Regions from separate parts of the Homo sapiens genome. Here region 2 is linked to region 1. The links are chromatin contacts, found by Hi-C or POLR2A ChIA-PET in ENCODE. All regions are on one chromosome and are shown on one strand. The core of a region is the stretch at or near the end of the contact, and the rest is flanking DNA. Distances in the headings are between cores, read along the strand shown.

Region 1 (5,707 bases), core at 150-2,649:
AGGTAGCACAGATGGTTTAAGACAGAAACAAGTTGACAAGGTAATAGGAAGTGTTAAAGTTTTCTATTATAATGCCTGAAAAAAGTATGTGTTGTGTAATATTTTGAAATGACTTCACTGATTAACAATGCTGGTTAATTGGACAATTGTGATCAAAAATTTTTTTGGATATGACTGGAAAAAAATGAAACTTTGTGTATGGTCGGATGCTTATGTTATTATTATCTTTTTTAGCTTTCATCATCTTTTGGGAATCTTGATCCCTTTGGCACAGGACAGCCCCTTCCTCCGTTACAAATTCCACAGCAGACTGCTCAGCATAGTATAGTGCTGCCTCTGAAGAAGCCGCCCAAGTGGATTCGAAGGCCTGTTGGTGCTTCTTTTTCAGTAGGTGGATTTTGTTTTTATGGTCCATAGGCACAAAGGACTTTTTATACCAAAGTGTTATTATAGAGTCACTCTGATGGAAGCAATCAGGGTTTAAGTTGGGATTTGAGATGTACTTGTGGGTATTTCATCATTCAAAATGGTTTCTCTGAAAAATTGGAACCTACTCTTTTTTTTCCCTTTTTTAAAAATCATGGTAAAATATACATAAAATTGATCATTTTGTTCATTTTTAAATATACAGTTCAATGGCATTAAGTACATTTACATTGTTGTTGTGTAGCCAACACTTTATATTCCTCCCCTCCTCCATTTTTTTGTTTGTTTGTTTGTTTTTTTGAGACAGTCTCACTCTGTTGTACAGGCTGGAGTGCAGTGGCACAACCTTGGCTCACTGCAACCTCCGCCTCCTTGGTTCAAGCGATTCTCCTGCCTCAGCCTCCTGGGTAGCTGGGATTACAAGCACGTGCCACCACACCTGGCTGGTTTTTGTATTTTTAGTAGAGATGGGGTTTTACCATGTTGACTGGCCTGGTCTTGAACTCCTGACCTCAGGTGATCCACCCGCTTCGGCCTCCCAAAGTGCTGGGATTACAGGCATGAGTCACTGCACCCGGCCCTCCTCCCTTTTAAATTTGTCTTCCTTCTCTCTCTCTCTGTCTCTCTTTCCCTCCCTCTGTCTCTCTTTCCCTCCCTCCCTCCCTTCTTTTTCTTTTCTTTTCTTCTTTTTTTCTTTTCTTTTTGCAGGGAGTGTCCTCCCTCTTCTTCATCCTTTTAGCTTTCTTTTTTAATTGCCAGCTTTTTTTAATGGTAAAAAATGCATAATATAAAATTTTAATTGTAAAAAATGCATAATATAAAATTTACTATCTTAACCATTTTAAAATATACACTACAACCATTTTTAAATATATACTACAGTAGTGTTAACTATATACACGTTGTTGTGCAACAGATCTCTAGAACTTTCTCATCTTGCAAAACTGAAACTCTGTGCCCTTGAACAACAGCTCCCCATTTCCTGTTTCCCTTGAATCCCTGGTAACCACATTCTACTTTGTTGCTAGGAGTTTTCTACTTTAAATTACTCATATAAATGGAATCATGCAGTACTTGTCTTTTTGTGGCTGGCTTATTTTACTTAGCTTAATGTCCTCAAGGTTTATCTGTGTTGTAGTGTGACAGAATTTACTTCTTTTTAGAGGCCAAATAATATTGCATTGTATATATATATATATATATATATATATATATATATATATATATATATACCACATTTTTTTTTATCCATTCATTTGATGGTCATTTTGGTTGCTTCCACCTTTTGGCTATTGTGAATAAATGCTGTGGTGAACATGGGTTTGTAATTATCATTTTGGGATCCTGCTTTCAGTTTTTTGGGACATATACCCAGAAGTGGGATTGCTGGATCATAGGATGGTTCTATTTTTAAGTTTTTGAAGAACCTCCATACCATTTTATAGCCGTTTTACCATTTTACATTCTCACTAGTGGTGCACAAGGGTTCTAGTTTCTCCACATCCTCTCTAGCACTTTTTGTTTGTTTCTTCCTTTTACATTGCTGATACCTTGCCTAATTCTTTCATGCCAAACTTCTAATAGCTTGATTTCATATTTGTTGCTTGTCTTTTCCCCCTCTAATCTCTACTACATATTCCAAGATTAATCTTCCTAAAATGGACCTTTGAATATGTTTTATGTCACTCGTAAGTCTGTTCTTTGGATCTGCTTAATCTTCTCATCGTCCTATCTGGTCTTCTCTATCTGGGTGGATCACTTGAGGTTAGGAGTTCAAGACCAGCCTGGCCAACATGGTGAAACCCTGTCTACTAAACATACAAAAGTTAGCCAGGCATGGTGGCCGGCACCTGTAATCCCAGCTACTCAGGAGGCTGAGGCAGGAGAATCACGTGAACCCAGGAGGCAGAGGTTGTAGTGAGCCAAGATCCCACCTTTGCACTCCAGCCTGGGTGACTAAGAGCGAAACTCTGTCTCAAAAAAAAAAAAACCAAAAAACCAAAAAAGTACATTTCATCTAGAACAGAAATTGAAGTGGTGTCAGACTGTGGCGCATGAGAGGTTGTATCAACTAATTTCATCCAGATTATCTGTTTAGGCCACTTTATAAGCACTTTTTTTGGCCATATCCTTGGGTTAACACTGAGTTTGTTCATTCTCTCTTTTATAGTTTGGAGGCAAACTGGTTACGTTTGAGAATGTCAGAATGCCTTCTCATCAGGGAGCTGAGCAGCAGCAGCAGCAGCACCATGTGTTCATTAGTCAGGTTGTAACAGAAAAGGAGTTCCTCAGCCGATCAGACCAACTTCAGCAGGCTGTGCAGTCACAAGGATTTATCAATTATTGCCAAAAAAAAATTGATGCTTCTCAGACTGAATTTGAGAAAAATGTGTGGTCCTTTTTGAAGGTAAAGTTGCTGTTTAAAGCTATATTATTTCATTATCTGCAAATTTAACTGTTCCTTTATATTCTAAATCTGTCCTCCTATTAAAGAAACAATTGAAAAAGTGTGATTTCAGCAATTCATCATGAAATTAAGAAGCCTTATAAAGAGCATACAACCTAACTTATGTCCAGAGTTTTTCCTTCTCTGCTTTGAAAAGTGTAATATGAAATACATTTTTAATAAGTAAAAAAAAATAATAATAGGTCTGTTTAGAGGAGAGCGACATAGTCAGCACACCTATTTTGAAGATGAGTACATAGAGTTTACTATAATGAAAACAGAATATTTAACATCTATAGTAGATCTAGTTAAGGAAAATGAAAAAAGAGGAAGAGGAATAGAGGAGAGAGGTTGGAGGCATTTTTCCTTTTACTTTAAGAGGAGTTAGATTAGAATAACAAATAGAATTTCCTGGTTGGTCATTTTGCCTCCACTGGAATGTCTGTTTCTTTATACGGTACTGGTTTTTCAAAGGTAAAGCAGTCTTGAATACAGTTAGGTTAAAGTATAAAATTAAAGAATTTATATTTTGTAATAATTTTGGGAAAGAATTTTAGGACATAGAATATTCCACATAGTTTGAGTTTTGTATCAGTTTAACCTTTGGACATAAGTTTGTATTTACAGAAATTACTGTTCAAAAGTAAGCTTTATTCAACCAGGATAATTAATTACTAGTATATTTACTATTAATAAATAACTTATTTAAAAAAATAATTCTGGGCACATGTTCTCAGGACCTCCTGAGGCTGGGTCTCCAAATAAAAAACAAAAAAACCCACTATTCTTTGGATTCCTTCAAACAGTGAATCTTTAGAATGTAGACTTCAGATATTTTTAATAATTCTCTTTGGAATTTGATTCATTCTTATAAAAATTCGGCCTTTAAATGTAGGTCTTTGTTTTAAGAATATGTCTTTTTTTTTAAAGGTAAACTTTGAGGATGATTCTCGTGGAAAATACCTTGAACTTCTAGGATACAGAAAAGAAGATCTAGGAAAGAAGGTAAACTTTTGGGAAAGTTAGATGGCATGCTCTTTATGAATCATACTTTTAAAAAATAAAGTTCTACACAGATTATCTCAAATCACCCAATAAACATTTAATAATAATTTGTGTTTGGTTGCCAGCGTTTTTTCCCTTTTTCTTTTTCTTATTCTCCATCATTACCCACAGTGGTTGCCAGAGTTTTGAATACATATTGATAAATGACTATGTAACTTGTATTAGCCTTTCATCATTCTTTGGAAATGGCTAGAGTTTTCTATAGCATTGCAGGTTGTTGCATGTGTGGTAGAGGTATACTGTGCACTTTAAGTGCATATTGAAGATTAGTGCTCTTTTGATGTCAGGCAGAACTAACTAAGATCACATCACAACCCCACTGCTTAGTGGCTATGTCTTTGCTCACTCCTTTAGAGTTTTATATTTAACTTTATTAGTAGTCTAAACTTCTTGAGGCTGTAACTTTTTTAGGCTTGTAAGAGATTGATATGAAAGTTTTACTTGCATGCCTGATGGCAAAAAATGAGGAAATAGAATGATTGTCGGATTATTTCTAATTACTTCCATGTGAAAGAAGCTAGCACCATGGAGAACCAGTTCTGCATAGCTTTTTTAATTTTTTTAAACATACTATTCCTATAAGAACTTTTGTGGATTTTCGCCAGTGAGAAGCAAGAGGTGAACATTTGCTGGATGCTCTGAAATAGAATTCCATGTAGTAGGTGAGCTGTTATTTTTATTTCAGATTGCTTTGGCCTTGAACAAAGTGGATGGAGCCAATGTGGTAAGAAGGCCTTTAAAAATAGCTACCTTCTAAAACTTTGGCTAGGTCATAACGAAGAAGGAAATATCATTTAAGAAATTTGTGTTTTATGCTTTATGGTATAAAAATAAATGCTTATTCTAGATATTTTAATAAATTAATAATTCTCATTTTAAAATAACATGAGCTTAGCTGGTAGAGCATTCCTTTCTCTTGACATACATATTTGAATTTTGTAAAGCAGGAAAAACAGAATTAATGACTACTCAAATACTTAAGATAAAATTTTTTTTTTTTTTTTTGGCCAGGAAAAAAAAAATGGTAGGAAAGAATGGGAAAGTGGGCCGGGTGTGTTGGCTCATGCCTGTAATCCCAGCACTTTGGGAGGCCGAGGCAGGTGGATCACCTGAGGTCAGGAGTTCAAGACCAGCCTGACCAACATGGTGAAACCCTGTCTCTACTAAAAATACAAAAATTAGCTGGGCGTGGTGGCACATGCCTGTAATCCCAGCTACTTGGGCGGCTAAGGCAGGAGAATTGCTTGAACTGGGAGGCGGAGGTTGCAGTGAGCCGGGATCGTGCCACTGAACTCCAGCCTGGGCGACAGAGTGAGACTCGGTCTCAAAAAAAAAAAAAAAAAAAAAAAAAAGAATGGGAAAGTGTTAGCAGTAATAGTTCTTTGCTTTTCCTCTAATGGTATTTCTCAAATAAATTTACTCACTGTTGCTTCTTATGATTAAACTAGCTCTGAATGTTGTTGGTTGGGTCTTTTGTCTTCCTGGTTCACTAATAGCCTTTTAATACTACATTCTTCACCTTCCCCTGTAATTGTTTTGTGTACCAAAGGCTCTTAAAGACTCTGACCAAGTAGCACAGAGTGATGGGGAGGAGAGCCCTGCTGCTGAAGAGCAGCTCTTGGGAGAGGTACTTATTTTTTTTTCATATTATATTGGACAAATTTGTGATATTTGTGTATCTCACATTAAAATAAGGAAAATTTTCTTGACTACTTATGGCAAAATAAAGTTGAAGTAAATTGTTTTCTTTGAGATGTTTAGGATAGGAAT
Region 2 (5,901 bases), core at 940-3,439, 67 kb after region 1:
AAAAAAAAATAGCCGGGCGTGGTGGCGGGCACCTGTAGTCCCAGCTACTCGGGAGGCTGAGGCAGGAGAATGGCGTGAACCCGGGAGGCAGATCTTGCAGTGAGCCGAGATCAGGCCTCTGCACACCAGCCTGGGCAACAGAGCGAGACTCCGTCTCAAAAACAAAAACAAACAAACAAACAAAAGATGGATTCAAGATAGAACAGCTGACCTAATAAGGTTCTCAGGGGGGACAATAAGGAACTATTTTTGCTTCCCTTAGACTCCTTGTATGTAAGTTTGATACCTAATTAAATTTTTTTTTCCGATAATGGACTGTAACTTTCTGCCCTTCCAAGGTCATAGTCAAGAGGTTACATTTGTTTGCTCCATCTTTGCTTCTAGATGGGAGCTCCTTTAGGGGCGGGACCAGACTTTATTCATCCTTGGATCCCCTGTGCCCACTGGTCCTGGCACATAGCAGATGCCCAATAAATGCCAAATAAATGACTGAATGTTTAGAATGAGGGTCTTTACAGCATTGAGCCTTTCCAATAACCCGGAGAGAGGCTTTTGGCCGAGCAACTAGTCTACCCCAGAGAGAAAGGACAGTCTGAACTAGAGAGCCACAGGGAGTAGGAAGGTCTGCTGGGTATGGGGAGCAGAGGGAGCATGAGAAGAAAACGTGGTTCATTACATAGCCCAGGTTGAACAGACAGATGAAAATCGCACCCTCCAGCTTCATGTTCCACTGTCTGACTGGTCATTATATAGGGCCGACATTTATCTGGTCTCCAGGCAAATTCTATAATTTCAGCTCCGTCTGAAGCAACACAGTAACACTGACTCAGTGGCCTAGATTCCACAAGTGCCACATACCTTGCTTTAGCTTAAATCAGGCATTGTTTTGTCTGGCTGCTAGGACTGGCTCAGGTCTGCTAACAATAAGATGCTTATGCATGGCCCTTTCATGCAGTCAGTCTTTTAAATTTTTTTGCCTCTCTTGAAATCCTGGAAATGATTCCTAACAACGGTTAATCTAAAAATCAGCTGGTTTTGGTCAATATAATGGCGCCCCTTCGAACTCACATTCATGGAATATGGAAGCTGGAAGGAAGAGTAGAAACTAGTTCTGCTTCTCAGGTAAGGAAATCCGTGCCCAGAGAGTTGGGCTGGGTTCCAGCCAGTTAAAACTAGAACTCAGAGATGCTGTCCCGAGCCCTTTTACTTCTGCTGCCTGCCCGCAATTGCGGTCACACCTGCTTCAGACACTTCCAGCTCAATCCTCCCTCCATTTTCTGTGCAACTAGGGTCCTCTCTGGAGAGCTCTTAAGCCATCAGCTCTAGGAGAGAAGTGGGCAGACACAAATCTTTCACAGGTTAATTTTCCTTGGAACATTCTGGGTGATTTTTTTGTAAAGCCCGATTCTCAATGGTGTTGATTTCAGGGTAGTGTTCCTCACTGAGAGCTAAGGAGGCGTTGCAGAAGTGCGCTGATTAGCTAGAATTGACCATAAACAGAGTGGCGCGGCGGATGGGCAAAGGGTGGGCAGCGAACTGGCCCAAATCATCTGTGCATCACCTCACAAGCACCAACTGAGCACTTACTGTGTGCCTGGGTAATCCACAGCTGCCTAATTAAGAACGAGCAGCTGCCTTCCAACCCTCCCCTGGCCCGAGGAGCCCTACTAACTGGCAGATTGAGGGACTTCTGATTCTCATCGTGGGTCTGGCCTTAACTAGGGTCGCGACTCCAAGCAAGTATTTAAAATTCTCCAACCCAGGTGGCCTGAGGCTTGAGAAGAAATAAAAGGCTTCTCAAAGGGATGACAGTTTCGGGAAGTTTTTTTTTGGGGGGGGGACTGGAAAAATACCATAAAAGGCATTTTGGGGGTCACACACACACAAGAGCAGAAGCGCTGTGAGCCGCCCTGCAGGCTCCCTGCCCCGGGAGCCACCTTCCACCCGCCCCCGGGCGGAGGCGGCCAACTCCCGCCCAGCGGGCTCCCCAGTTCGGCCCCGAAAAGCCGAAAGGGGGGCGCCTTTGTCTATAAGCGCCGCACGGGCGCTCCTGATTGGCTGTAGCTAAGCAGGGCTTTCTTCCGCGCTCCTTCGGAGCGCTCCCTCCAGCGTCGCCGGCCCCGTTCCATTTTCACAGCTCCTCCTCCCCGGCCGCGCGCCCCTCCCGCCCCGCGCGCGCCTCCTCTTTCTCGCGGCCGAGTTCAGCCCGGGCAGCCATATGGGGGATACGCCAGCAACAGACGCCGGCCGCCAAGATCTGCATCCCTAGGCCACGCTAAGACCCTGGGGAAGAGCGCAGGAGCCCGGGAGAAGGGCTGGAAGGAGGGGACTGGACGTGCGGAGAATTCCCCCCTAAAAGGCAGAAGCCCCCGCCCCCACCCTCGAGCTCCGCTCGGGCAGAGCGCCTGCCTGCCTGCCGCTGCTGCGGGCGCCCACCTCGCCCAGCCATGCCAGGCCCGGCCACCGACGCGGGGAAGATCCCTTTCTGCGACGCCAAGGAAGAAATCCGTGCCGGGCTCGAAAGCTCTGAGGGCGGCGGCGGCCCGGAGAGGCCAGGCGCGCGCGGGCAGCGGCAGAACATCGTCTGGAGGAATGTCGTCCTGATGAGCTTGCTCCACTTGGGGGCCGTGTACTCCCTGGTGCTCATCCCCAAAGCCAAGCCACTCACTCTGCTCTGGGGTAAGTCCCGCCGGCGCCCCCTGCGCCCCGGCCTCCGTGGCCAGGCCGCGCTGGGGCGCGCGAGGTCGCCGCTCGCCCCTCGGCTGCGGGCGGTGCGCAGCGACCCCCGGTCTCCCCTCGCCTCCCGCTGCGCGCCGCGGCCCCCTTGGCATCCAGTTTTCCGTCCCTTGGGACGGGCAGGTGTTTCTGTCCCAGTATTTCAACTTCCGCCCCCCCCCCGCCCCCACCCCGCCGCGGTCTGCCTGAGGAAGCGCATTTGCCGGCTTCCCGATGGAGAGCCGGGGGGGACCCGGAGTCCTGCGGTGCCACCGCTGTGCGCAGAGGCGCGCGAAGGGAGAGGCTCGGCACAGGCTGAATCGGCTCCCAGCGAGGGAGGACGGGCGGGCGATTGTGTCACCTCTGCGGTCCCTGGGGCTCTCCTATCCCCCCCATCACCTCCGCGGGTCACGGACCTTGGGGACAGAGATGAGGACAAGTAAGGGAGTTGGACCGGGGAGGAGAGACCCGGCACAGGATAGAGTCTTGGTTTACGCGCACCAGATGGAAGATACCGGTTCCCCTCTTGCCTCTCCAAGGCCCCTGTCCCTGCCCCCTCCGCAATCTTCTATGCCCATTTGCAGTTCTCGGTGAAGTTTCTCGGTGAGCAAACCGATCCCATGGCGAGAGCGGTCTGACCCTAGCACGAAGCTCCGACTGTGGCTGTGCAGAGCCTTCTCCAAACCCTGTTCCCATGTGGCCAGTGGGAACCTGTGGCTCTCCTGGTACCCTCCTTCCGTGCACCCCCACTCCTGCCAGTAGGGAAGGGAGCCCGGGCGCCGACCACCATTCCCCTTCCCCTGGGCCCCAGGGACTGCGTGCCCACCCTACACGACCCCAGTCGTTGATCTTTGAACCACTTCGCAGCCGCCCTGGCCGCAATAACTGGTTTTGGCCTCCTTTACTGAAGCGGCAGTAGCCAGGACAAAAGGCACAGGCATTGATATGCTGAGTGAGAATTTGACGAGGTAATCCAAGATGCCCTTCCAGCTCCCGTTTCCCTGATCTCTAGGGGCGGGCAGGAGAAACACAACCTACTTTTATTTCCAGAGGGGAAGAGGAAGGAAGAAAATAAGACCTCTTTCTACAGGGCTTTTTTGGCATGGTGCCAGCTGCAAATGCCTAGGTAGATAATGGGGCCACTATGGTTCCAAGCCTTCCCTTGAAATCCTGCAGTCCCTGCTCTTGGAAGTAAACCCATCCAGAAGTGGGTACCTCTTAGGGGGTGTGGCTCAGGGAGGGCATAGCAGAGTTGACGGATGGTGAGAGAGGTAGGATCTTTGGGGATCCCTAAAGCCTTTAAAGTCTCCCCAAAGCTCTGGGAAATCTCCTGCTTCATCTTTCCTTCTCTCAGTGCACCTCCTCATTTCTGTGTCCTTTTCACCATCACCTTTATGTGTTGGTTTAATTCTCCAACTGACTGTAGACTGTATGATGTTCAGCTGTTGCTTCATCAACACACTCCGACACTGCCAACCAAAGCCCTTATTGCCCAGAGTTCTCCAACAAGCTCCTCTCTCCCCCCTGCTTCCAGAGGCAGGGCTGGGCTTGGTCCTCAGAGCCTGGTGACCTCTAGGGGATTGAGGCTTATCTTTAATAGCTGTGGTGTTCAGAGAGTGCTCAGGGAAAAGTGAGCACTTAAAATATTATCTTACATGCCTAGGGCTCACTGGCTCCACTTCTTACAGCCTCTGAGCCCCAAGACCCTGGCACTGGACCAGGAGCCACAAGGACAAGGCCCCTCTCTCCAAGTTTGCCAGGTCACCTCTGCCCTTTCCGGACCGCTCTCTGTGGTGAAGATAGAACCTTTGTTCTGAAAGATCTTGGCTTAGAGGACACCTCCCAGGCCCCAGTGTCCTCTAGCTTCCTTAGAGAAGTTAACACACTGAAGGAATCTGGTTTCCCCTTTGTGACTCATGTCCCAAACCCCATTCCATACCTTCCTGGATAAATTCTGCCTGTGCTTCATCTGCTATTTCCTAAGTCTTTTTTTTTTTTTTGAGACAGAGTCTCGCTCTGTCGCCCAGGCTGGAGTGCAGTGGTGCGATCTCGGCTCACCGCAAGCTCCGCCTCCTGGGTTCACACCATTCTCCTGCTTCAGCCTCCCAAGTAGTTGGGATTACAGGTGCCCGCCACCACGCCCGGCTAATTTTTTGTATTTTTAGTAGAGATGGGGTTTCACCGTGTTAGCCAGGATGGTCTCAATCTCCTGACCTCGTGATCCACCCACCTCAGCCTCCTAAACTGCTGGAATTACAGGCGTGAGCCACTGCGCCCGGCCCGTAAGTCTTAATTCTCTCCCCACCTTCATTGCCTCCCTAAAAAAAAAAATAGCAGACAATGGTAGATATTAGAGTTTTAAGGTCCAAAATTGTGACTTAGAAACAGTCCAAACAATGGGTCTTATCTGATGAATAGCTACTGCCTCTGCTGCTTTTTTTTTTTTTTTTTTTTTTTTTTGTGAGACAGGGTCTTGCTGGAGTGCAGTGGCACGATCATAGCTCACTGCAGTCTCAGTCTCCTGGGCTCAAGCAATGCTCCCACCGCAGCCTCCCAAGTAGCTGGGACTACAGGTGTGCACCACCACACCTGGCTATTTTCTTTTTCATTTTTTTGTAGAGATGGGGGTCTCACCATGTTGCCCAGGCCGGTCTTGAATTCCTGGGCTCAAGCAGTCCTCCCAAAGTACTGGGATTACAGGCGTGAGCCACTGTACCCAGTCTCATGAATAGCTTTTGAGGGAAGAAATGAGGGACAATCAGAGACCAGCTAAGATCAGCTGTGCTGATGGCTAGGCTACATAGTAAGCAGAGGGACGAGGCAGACCACTGACTCAGGGTTATTTTCAGTGAAAGCCCTGGTGCCTTGATCCACAAATTTCCCCCCACTGAAGGCCCTTTTTCACCACCTCCCTACTGGTTATGTGTAGCATTAGGGCCAAGTTCATGCCCCAGTGGGCTGCTCATGCACTTCAAGGACCTGACTTGTAGAGGAAATAGGCTTAGCCTGTCCATTGCTTGCCACCCTCCACACCAGATGAGGTTGTGCTGGAAACAAGAGGCATCTATGCAGTGCACCCAGCAGGGGATGTGTTGGATGTGCAGTGTGCAGAGAGTAATTTGTGTGGTGGTAAAATGTCATCCGTGAAAGAGCCATCAAATTGTTAGTTCATCAAGTTGTTAGTTC

Evidence for each region. A loop is a pair of places that touch in the nucleus more often than their neighbours do. ChIA-PET counts read pairs that join two places held with the same protein, here RNA polymerase II (POLR2A). Pooled maps may share reads with other maps.
Region 2: a loop to region 1 is called in a pooled map, with 2.1 times the contacts of the local background. The contact joins the promoter of SCD5 here to the enhancer-like site in region 1. A Hi-C loop is called at or near these places in 1 of 50 pooled maps. POLR2A ChIA-PET finds 5 or more read pairs at or near these places in 4 of 52 experiments (GM10248, PC-9, Panc1 and 1 more).

Annotation. Positions count from the first base shown.
Region 1 is chr4:82,861,488-82,867,194 of GRCh38, reverse strand. It overlaps SEC31A (SEC31 homolog A, COPII component), which reads left to right. Exons shown (of 27, transcript NM_001077207.4): 9 at 1-40; 10 at 235-387; 11 at 2,597-2,833; 12 at 3,803-3,877; 13 at 4,623-4,661; 14 at 5,487-5,564. Among named protein-coding and RNA genes, the nearest start is that of SEC31A, 27 kb to the left of the region's middle. Within about 2 kb of position 1,399, at least 6 of the 41 ENCODE cell types and tissues checked have a DNase peak (open chromatin) inside an H3K27ac peak, as active enhancers do.
Region 2 is chr4:82,795,084-82,800,984 of GRCh38, reverse strand. It overlaps SCD5 (stearoyl-CoA desaturase 5), which reads left to right and starts at 2,189. Exons shown (of 5, transcript NM_001037582.3): 1 at 2,189-2,679. The coding sequence starts at 2,448. RefSeq lists enhancers at 1,031-1,747, 1,748-2,465, 3,442-3,963 and silencers at 1,834-2,253, 2,584-2,633.